2 separate regions of the Homo sapiens genome follow, and region 1 is linked to region 2. Evidence: chromatin loops called from intact Hi-C (ENCODE). Cell type or tissue: PC-3. All regions are shown on one strand. Each heading gives the region's core, and the rest is flanking DNA. Links, peaks and the distances in the headings are about the cores only.

The links. Peaks named below come from ENCODE experiments on the same cell type or tissue, not always from the same donor. Only the 100,000 strongest peaks of a DNase experiment are listed, where the experiment ranks them.
Region 1: it touches region 2 in a loop (4-fold over the local background); 5 of 110 quality-filtered maps call a loop at or near these places.

What each region holds. Positions count from the first base shown.
Region 1 is chr4:85,823,854-85,829,243 of GRCh38, forward strand. All of the region lies in intron 3 of ARHGAP24 (Rho GTPase activating protein 24), which reads left to right. Among named protein-coding and RNA genes, the nearest start is that of MIR4451, 100 kb to the left of the region's middle. RefSeq lists an enhancer at 2,134-2,676. In PC-3, for the core only: a CTCF peak has its summit at 2,597; a DNase peak (open chromatin) is centred at 3,978; H3K4me3 peaks cover 1,594 bases; H3K27ac peaks cover 2,369 bases.
Region 2 is chr4:86,041,524-86,046,913 of GRCh38, forward strand. All of the region lies in intron 11 of MAPK10 (mitogen-activated protein kinase 10), which reads right to left. Among named protein-coding and RNA genes, the nearest start is that of MAPK10-AS1, 76 kb to the right of the region's middle. In PC-3, for the core only: CTCF peaks have their summits at 2,656 (motif pointing left) and 2,863; no DNase peak of the experiment used is centred there; H3K4me3 peaks cover 362 bases.

The sequences.
Region 1 (5,390 bases), core at 262-5,261, 220 kb before region 2:
CCCCTCCCCTCCCCTCCCCTTTCTTCCCTTTCTTTCTTCTTTTTCTTTTTCTGAAACCACTTAAATGTATTTAGGAAACTTTGAATGAAAGTAAGACATTGGTTCTTTACATCTTAAGATAGAAAAGGCATTAAGAAGTACATCTTTCCCATCTAGAAAAATATTACCATCCAGCAAAAAAACACAATTATATTTAGAAATACAGTAAATTATGACTGCTCAGAAGGTGTTTAATTTCATGGTTTTAACTCTATAGCTGTGCCACATTTTCTAGAATAGGTTAAGAGACCTCATACAGATTATCTTTAAACATCTACATAAGATGGTTGCTAAAAGCTTTCACATTTTGGATTACTTTCATTTTTATGCCTAAATGACTTTCAGTGTTTCGACAGTATTTGCTCTTCACAGCTTATAAGTATTATCATTTGGAGTTGTTTCTAAGGCCTAAATAAAAAAGCCACATGGAAGGGAGTGGCAGGGGAAATGTGTTAGAAAAATACTTGTCTTCATTAGTTCACACACTAGAAACAACCCCATCCGACTCATCCATGAACCCAGTACTACCCTAAGTGGAAATACTACAAGGATTTCAGGCCAGACCTTCATGAGTATCTGTGTGAAATGAAACATTGCCTCTAGGAAACATCAGGAAGGTATCATTACTGGGCAAGGTAGCATGAACCAAATAGAAAACCAAAACATCTTATTTATTCTCCTCACTGATTGCAAATGTCGACCAATTCTTCTGGATGCTTTCTTCTTCATACTTTTAAACTTCAGTGCAAGTGTCTTTTCCATATATGATTCTAAAATCCGGATCTTAAAATCCAAGAGGAAAAAAAAACAACATAGAGGTTCAGAGACAAAGGGAGGAAGCAATGTGCTCTTATTTTCTGCCATGGTAATTACACTAGGGCAATACTAGCAGTAGTGTTTGAGAAACTAAATACCCGGCCAGGTTGGTAGCTCATGCCTGTAATCCTAGCACTTTGGGAAGCCAAGATGGTTGGATCACCTCAGGTCAGGAGTTCAAGACCAGCCTTGCCAACATGGAGAAACCCTGTCTCTACTAAAAATATAAAAATTAGCCAGGTGTGATGGCATGTGCCTGTAATCCCAGCTACTAGGGAGGCTGAGGCAAGAGAATCACTTGAACCTGGGAGGCGGAGGTTGCAGTGAGCCAAGATCATGCCACTGCACTCCAGCCTGGGCAACAGAGCAAGACTTCATCTCAAAAAAACGAAACGAAACAAAACAAAAAAAAAGAAAAGAAAAGAAAAGAAATACCTTAGTGGGGCAGTATAATAATTTGAAGAAAGTGCCTAAAACTCTGTTTCCACTTTTATTGTTTTTCAATTGAGATATCTGAATAATTGAAAACTGACTTCAGATAAGATTTAAAACATTTACAGCTGGGAATGACACTTACTTAAAGGGTAGAACACAGACACATACATGTAGCCCTGCAGTTCAGACTCTGCCTCTAGCTTTCCAATAAAATTGGTTGAAAGAACCTGCCAATTTATTAACATCCTCAAACCCAGGAGAAAATTATGGCTACTGTACTATATTCCACACTACAGTTGAAAAAAAGTGTTCTGCTACATCGAAGGTCAAGAGATTGCCTTGCTTCCTTAAGAGCATTGTTAAAGGTCTGATAATTTAAGAAAATTAAGATAAAATAATGCATTATGTGTATGTTACAAAAACCAGAGTAATAGTCTACTATACAGAAAGACTTCTGAACTTGCTTCTTCAATTGAAAAACAAGCAGGACCCAATTTAAAAAATAAGTATTGGCACTAGTAATAAAAACTGATTTTTCCTTTCTGCATCCTGCAATGAATTCATTGTTAAAAAAAATCAAAACTCATTTTTCTAAAAATCTCTGGACTCTTTGTAAAAGTTAACTTTCCTAGTCAATATCCTCAAGAAGTTTTCCGGGTGACTTGTATTCTTGTCTTCCCTATTCTCACTATATAAAAACCACACTTTATTTCCTTTCTTTTTCTGAGAAAGCTGTAAGGTAACTAATTTACTCAGACTATGGAACTCTAGACCATGCAGATCTTGATTGTAATTCTAACTTCACCATTGACCTTTAACAGTGTACAGGTTAATTATGCTTATCTGTAAAATAAGAATAACAGGTATCTCCTAGGATTATTATGAGAGCTAACTGAGATAATATACATAAAGTTCCCAGCTCCCAGCCCTGTGTGTCTCATAAGACGGGTGGCCACATTTTCAGTTCCTTTCCTGTTCTCCACCTGTCTCCCTCCCTCTGTTCCCCGCCCCTCTCCACAACTCGACCTCTAAAAAATGCTTAAGTAATTGTAGAGAAATTAGCATGAATGCCCAGATGCATTTGTTACTGAATAACTCAGCAGTGAACTTGGCATTCCATAGCTAACCTTTCCCCTTCATTAATCCCCTTCTCCATCCCCCTCAAACACAGGAGTACAACAGGATGCCAGGCGAACTATGTAACCAACCATGCACGTGAGCATTTTCTCCCAGAATTTTGACTAGTCTTGTTCTGCCTCAAACACTAGACGGGGCTCATGCTGCTCACAATTAACTGACTCTGGCCATGTGGTGGCTGCCCTCAAGATCTGCCACAAAGAGAACAGCAGTTCAATAAAATCTCGAACTCTATTTATAGCCCACTTGAAACAAGCAGTTTCCTTGAAGCCCAAGAAGCCCTCCTTGAGAATGCAGCAAGTAATTTACTAGTCCCAGTACTCACTGGGGAAATAAGAGGGAGGAAATGCAGCAAGTGCATTTTTTCAAGTACTGCACATATAGAAAGCATTTTGTCCTACACTCTGTCCCATTTCACCCTGATGTCACCAGCCAAGGAAGTAGACAAAACAGGCACTAGTAAGAAATCTCTGTTTTATAGATTACAAAACTGACACCTAGGAGGTTAAATTGCTAATGAACAGTGGTGGTTGGAGAAGGAGGTTAAAAAAATTGTCTAAAGGGTGAGAATAATTTCTTGCTCATGCAATCAATCTAAAATTCAGTTAAGTCATTATTTACCTATTAAAAAATATATACAACTAAGAAGAAATGTTTTGTAAGGCACTTGCAAGATTAAAAATTGTTCCTTCTCCACTTCTAAGAAGATCAAAATATGAGAAATAAAAACTTAGACTCTACAGGGAAATATTTATTAACACGTTTGTATCTATTTATAATATATACATTCAGAGTGATTATATTTTTGGCAAGAAATGCCTTCTTGAAGACCCCCAAAATTAAAGTGTGCATGCATAATCGAGACTGATTTTGAAAGATGATAGGAATTTTTATGAGAAATTTAAATTGATTCTGTCAGCTCTGAAATAAATACATCTTTACTATATTTTAATATGGAAGTTTGCATAATTCCAGTATGTATGCAAAATGCAAGACTTTATTATATGAGTTTATGGGCCAGAAATCATTTTGCTCTTAGAATTAATTTGATTTTGGCAAATACTTCAATTTTCTAAGATCCTTCTTTAAGCCCTGTTACCTGGAAACCTGAAAAAAATAAACAACTTTTGGGCTTGAGAGGGATGTCTGGGCAATTAGAATAGCTACACTGAAGTCTGCCCGTGTGTGTGTGTGTGTGTGTGTGTGTGTGTGTGTGTGTGTGTGTGTGTGTGTGTGTTTAGAGAGAGAGAGAGATTATTGCTTAAACAGTGCCCCTGGGTTGGTTGCTTGGCTTGGTGCCATTTGGGATTCTCAGATTTTATTGTCCCAGCTCTGATTTACGGAGTTCAGAATCTCGAAAGGCAAGGTGTCTGGAGTTTAGGGTCTTTCCATGACAGCCCCTCCTCTTCCCTGTACACTCCTTTTGCTTGTGGTCACCTTGTGGTGACCTTGCAGGACTCAGCGTTTTTACCTGAGCTCAGTAGCTGGGGAGCCCACTAGTGCTGGGGAGCGAGCCGTGGTTTCCATTCCTGGGTGATGGAGTCATGGGAGAAACTGCAGTGAGCAAACACAGTAGGACCTGAGTTGGGCTCGAATGTGCTTTAAGCGACTCAGGACAGAGCAGCTGCTCTGTCTCCCAGCTTGCAAGTGCAGCCTGCATTTGTCACTGACCACTGAAGTGTATGTTTGTGCAAGGTGAGAGCTGGGTGCTTTGTTCTTAATTTGGAGACAAATTGCCAGGTATTGTTGTTGATTGTGTTTAATAATTTGGGGATATTTATATCACCACAAATTCAGGACCTAGACTGTGTGCGGTTTTATTTATACCCTTGTTTTCTGTCATGATCCATTCAGCTCTCCACGGTGTCTACATTGTGGCAACAGATTGGACATAGTGCTGTTCTTCCACGCTGAAATGTGATCGTTATAGTGCAGTGTTTCTTGGATTCTTTCGTTAATCGCTGCTGCCACATGATGTATCTGTTCATATACAGAATTCCAGTGCTAATTTGAAGGAATATAAAAACTGCTTCCGATAAAAATCTAAATTGCTATATTTGTTTAGTGCTTGCTGTGGTGTATTCTTTGCTTTACCCACATTTTAGTGGTTGAAACTTTGAGAGAGTAGAGTGCCTTAGGATTTGATCTGTTGACAAAAGCAGTGGGAGTTTTTTGTGTAATTGCTTGTCAAAATGAAAACAACTACTTGGCCATTTGTGTGTGTCTGCGTGTGTGTTTTTTTTTTTTTAAAAAAAGCCAAAAGAAAACCAAATAATACGTGCTATCTTTTGATGTACTTACAATTAACTTAATCAACCTATAAAGCTTTTGTTATCCGCATATTTGAATTTTGTAACCTTACATTCTGTGTACACAGGACAATACAACTGCTATGTAAGCTTGTAGAAGTACATGGGAACGCAGAGTATTACTCACTATGAGTCTGTTACAATAGGAATTAAAATCATGCTCTTGGGTTAACAGACCTTAATCGTGGGTCAGTTTTGTATGTTGGCTACTTAAGTGAACCCATAAACTATAAAAAGGAGATACTTTTTAAATATCTAAATAAATATATAGGAGGTTTGTATTTCTGAGACTCGTATTTGAGAAAAGGGAAAAGTATAGGAATTTGGTACTGTGTAAGTAGAAGAAGAAAAAGAATATCAGATTTTAAAATGAAAAAGAAGATAATACATTGAAATGAGGAATAATTATGAGGGAATACCAAAAAATTACTCTAACTGCTCAAATTTTTATGTCTAATGAAAGAACAATAGCATACTTAAAAAATTTAGAGTCAGCAGAAATGAAGCCAAGAACAAGAATTCTTAATAAAACATGTCAACCTGTGGAATGTACTTGTCAGTTTTAATTAATTTGGATTCTGTTGCTGAGATTAATAAAATGAGAAGGAAAAAAGGAAATTTAAATTTTTTATTTAAAATTGATATCCATTTTGA
Region 2 (5,390 bases), core at 240-5,239:
TATCATCAGACTGAACAGGCAACCTACAGAAAGGGAGAAAATTTTTGCAATCTACTCATTTGACAAAGGTCTAATATCCAGAATCTACCAAATTTACAAGAAAAAAACAAACAACCCCATCAAAAAGTGGGCGAAGGACATGAACAGACACTTCTCAAAAGAAGACATTTATGTGGCCAACAAACATGTGAAAAAAAGCTCATCATCACTGGTCATTGGAGAAGTGCAAATCAAAACCACAGTGAGATACCATCTCATGCCAGTTACAATGGTGATTATTAAAAAGGAAACAACAGATGCTGGCGAGGCTGTGGAGAAACAGGAACGCTTTTACACTGTTGCTGGGAGTGTAAATTAGTTCAGCAATTGTGGAAGACAATGTAGTGATTCCTCAAAGATCTAGAACCAGAAATACCATTTGACCCGGCAATCCCATTACTGGGTATATATCCGAAGGATTCTAAATTATTCTGTTCTAAAGACACATGCACACATATGTTTATTGCAGCACTATATACAATAGCAAATACTTGGAACCAACCCAAATGCCCATCAATGATAGACTGGATAAAGAAAATGTGGCACATATACACCTTGGAATACTATGCAGCAATAAAAAAGAATGAGTTCATGTCCTTTGCAGGGATATGGATGAAGCTAGAAGCCATCATCCTCAGCAAACTAACAACTAGCACAGGAACAAAAAACCAAACACTGCGTGTTCTCACTCATAAGTGAGAGTTGAACAATGAGAACACATGGACACAGGGAGGAGAACATCACACACCAGGACCTGTCAGAGGGTTGGGGGCAAGGGAAGGGAGAGCATTAGGACCATACCTAATGCATGCTGGGCTTAAAACCTAGAAGCTGGGTTGATAGGTGCAGCAAACCACCATGGCACATATTTACCTATGTAACAAACCTGCACGTTCTGCACATGTATCCCAGAACTTAAAGTAAAATTTTAAAAAAAAGTGTTAAGGGATACACAATATAAAAATATGTTAATTGTGACATCAAAAATTTTAAATGTGGGAGGAATGGTGGAGTAAAAGTATAGTTTTTTAAAAATGCAAGCAAAAAGTTGTTATCAGCTTAAAGTAGCTTGTTATAACTATAAGATGTTTTTGTAATTCTCATGGTAACCACAAAGTAAAAATTTATGGTAGAGACAAAAAAGATACAAAGTAGGGAATCAAAGCATACCACCAGAGAAAATTATTTTATCAGAAAAAAAAGACAAAAAAAGAGGGGAAGAAATGAACAAAGAACCTACAAAACAACCAGAAAACAATGAGCTAAATGGCAGTATTAAGTCCTTACCTATTAATAATTACCTTGAATGCAAATTGATTAAATTTTCCAGTCACCTTGGATGTGAAGGGGGCTGAGGGAATAGAAAGAAAAGACTCCAAGGTATCTCATTATCCAGATGAAAACCTGGATAGAAAGTAGTGCCATGAATTGGAAGGAGGAAGCATAGATTTGGTGTAGAGAGGAGATATGGCCAGTTTAATATTTAATATGTTGATTTTGCAATGCCAATTTCAATTCCAGTGACTGTTAGATTTATACATCTGGAACTCAGGCCAGCTCTATGGGACGATGTGTAGAATTGAGCCATTTATGATAATTAAAATTAAGGCTGTGGTGGAAGATAAGACTCCCAGAGAGAAAAGAAATAAGGGCTATAAAGAAAAAATTTCTGAGATGCACAATTCTAAGGGAAGAGAGAACAACCCACATTGAGCAATGGAGGCTGCAGGAGAACAGGTGTGCTGCCACCACAGAAATTAACATGCAGGGGTGCAGAAAGGAAGGTGTTGTCAGCTTATTCAAATGGGCAAATACATGAGATACCCATTTTTTTGGACTTGGCACCTAAGAGGCCACTGGTGAATTTAGAGAAAGCAGTGTCAATGTTTAAAAAGTGAACTGGAGTAATTGTGAGTAAACAAGGACTAATGTTTTATAGAGACTTGGCTATAAAGCTATAAGTCATACTTCCATTGCTAAAGGTAGAAGTGTAGTTAAAAATAAAGGTTTGCTTTGATTCTTTGTTCTTTGAAATGAAAGAGACTAGAACATGTTTATTTGTAAGAAGTAATTGCCACTGGAAACTGAAACATAGGACACACACAGAGAAGGAAGAGACCCACATGCAGAAAACAAAGGCTATAAATAAAAGAGTACAGTGTCCTGGGTTTTCCTGGATCTTGTGTAAATGACTCCATCACAGCATTATCATGTTTTCTTCTCAACATCTTCATCATTCTACTACCATTCGTAGAAAGTGGATTTTCATATATTATCTCATTTAGTCTTTGTGACAAACCTCCTATTCCAAGTATGCAACTGAGGCACACAAAGATTTAAAAATCTATGAGTTAGTAGCAGAGGCCATATTTAAACCCAAATCTAACTGAATACAATGTCTGTGTTCTTTGCATTTTTCCACCCCAGGCTTATAGTTCCTACTAATTCAACCTATTGAAATATATTTTAACGTTTTATTAGGCAAACAAAGCAACAGAGAACAGCAGGGAAAAAGGCGACTTTATCTCTAGCTGACGGGGCTCTTGAAATGCTGTTAATCAGGATTCTAGATACAAATTTCCACGTCCACTCAGAGGGGCGAGAATGTGCAATATATTGTGATGCTGCCACCTTGTGGCAAGAAAAAATGAAAACATTAAGAGGTGCTTTGTGTGCATATTTATCATTTTCAATTAAATTGCTCTAGTTTATGGTTCAGCTACGGCTGCACATTGAAATCATCTGGGAGTTTTAAAAATACTGCTGCCTAGATCCCACCTCAGAGATTCTGATTTAATTGTTCTGGGGTGAGGCCTTGGTGTCAGGATATTTTTAAACTTCCCAAATGATTCTAACATGCAGCAAAGATTAAGACCTCTGCTCTAACCACTTATACAGTAGAGAAGCAAGTCTTGTCATTTGCCTAGTTATGTTTCATTTGTATAGACGCAAAAGAAAACATTCTAGAGAAAGTAGGTGATTTTCTCTCAATCTTTAATGGCATCTAGTTCTTGGTAGAATACAATGATTTCTGGACAGATATATCATATACTATGATTTTAAAGAACAGGACAAAGAAATTTGTGAATTGTAATCAAAGTGGACACAAGATTTGTGTCTCATAATCAAATGCAGTCCGTAGACTAAAGTGAGCAGGGAGAATCTCTGAGCCTCATAATGCGTCACAGGTTTTCTGAAAGGAACAATGGAAAGAGCACTGAAGCACCATTGACTCTGGCACTAGTAAGATGAGTGACCTTGAGCAAGTCACTCAGTTTGCAATGAAAGATTTTCATCTACTGCTTTATTCAAGAGAAACTAGTTCCAAATGTTCAACAAATATCATACCAGGTAATTCAACAAAACTTTCTTAAGTACTTGCAATGCGAAAAGCATGGAATTATAATGTGTTATAAATGGAAAGCACTAATGTTGCTTAGAGACATCATAGCATTAGGTGACCAGAGGAACCTTTGAAAGCTAGTAATGCAAATTTTAATTATGATCTGAACTGAGTGTAATTAGAAAGCTTAATTACATAATGCTCCAGTGGTTTGGCAAAGAAGTTGAATTCAGTTTTCTCTATTTTTCATTCTGTTCTGTAGTTTTCTCAGATTTATTTATTAGCTCTACACCATCAAAAAGTGTAATCATGTCTTGAAAATGAAATTTCTCTTTCCTGCTCCTTGGAAATTAAAATTTTCTATGGTTCTTTAACTGAAAAGTTTCAGTAATTGCACCACCAATCACCCAGTGCCTTGGTCAGGAATCTTTCTTTCTTCATTCGTTCATTTAACACATATTTATTAACCCTCTACCATATGATATTACTCATCTTTGAATTCCACCTCCCTTAAATTCCAAATTTAATTATTTACAATTCATGTCAATTATTAGCTTCTAAACATCTCTTGAATATTCTGCCCATGTCTACAGTGATTTAGATTACTACAGATCTATCCTCCTGCCTTCTAGCTCCCTTTTCTCAACTCCAGTCCCACACTGCAGACAGTGGCCCTTTGAAACTTCAAATCTGCTAATGCTATTGCCCCACTTCCTAGTGAATGGCTTCCCTTCACCCTAGGATAGCATGCATGGTACATGACAATGCTTGGGAACTCCTTCCTTATCTGGTCCCTGCTTACCAGCCCAAAATAATTTCTCACCCTTCTCCATTAAGTCACTCAGAAAGCTTAAAGCTTTGCAATTCTCTCCACCCTCTCTTGACCCTGGGATTTTTGCATATACCCTTTCTTCTGCTTGCCTTTCTTCACTTGGATAATTTCTTTTTTAGCCCTTCATGTTCCTGTTTGAAAATTAATCACTCCAAGCAGCCTTCTGTAACCCACATTACTGGGTTATTTTTATGTGTTTCCAATGTACAATAAGCTTAAAATTTGGAATACGTATCATCAACATTTACTTATTTATCTTCTCACTAGACCATGGGACAAAGAATTGAGAATAAAAGACCTAGGAATCCAACTTACAAGGGATGTGAAGGACCTCTTCAAGGAGAACTACAAACCACTGCTCTCTATTTGTCTGTTATTCGTGTATAAGAATGCTTGTGATTTTTGTACATTGATTTTGTATCCTGAGACTTTGCTGAAGTTGCTTATCAGCTTAAGGAGATTTTGGACTGAGATGATGGGGTTTTCTAAATATGCAATCATGTCATCTGCAAACAGGGACAATTTGACTTCCTGTCTTCCTATTTGAATACGCTTTATTTCTTTCTCTTGCCTGACTGCCCTGGCCAGAACTTCCAATACTATGTTGAATAGGAGTGGTGAGAGAGGGCATCCTTGTCTTGTGCTGGTTTTCAAAGGGAATGTTTCCAGCTTCTGCCCATTCAGTATGATATTTGCTATGGGTTTGTCATAAATAGCTGTTATTATTTTGAGATTTTGGGCTGAGACAATGGGGTTTTCTAGATATACAATTGAAAATCTAGAAGAAATGGAAGCACAGTATATAGTACATAGTAGATATCCAACAAGTATGAACCATTGATGAAGAACAATTATTTGCATTCAAAAATCTACGATATATTAACTCGGAAAAATTGGTCAGGTAAAGAGATGAAATAAATTATGACATGTCTGACATTACTCAAATAATTTTTAAAAAGTAGATTCCAGCTTTTGATATACACATATTAGCCACACAATCATGGGCAATGTGCTTAACATCCATTAACATCCTGAGCTTTAGTGTCTTCAATTCTAAACACAGATACATTCATTCAGCAAATATTGATTATATGACTACTAAGGGCCAGACAGTGTTCTAGGTAGTTGGGATACAGCAGTGCCCCAAAGAGTCACTGTCTCTCTTTTTACGCATCT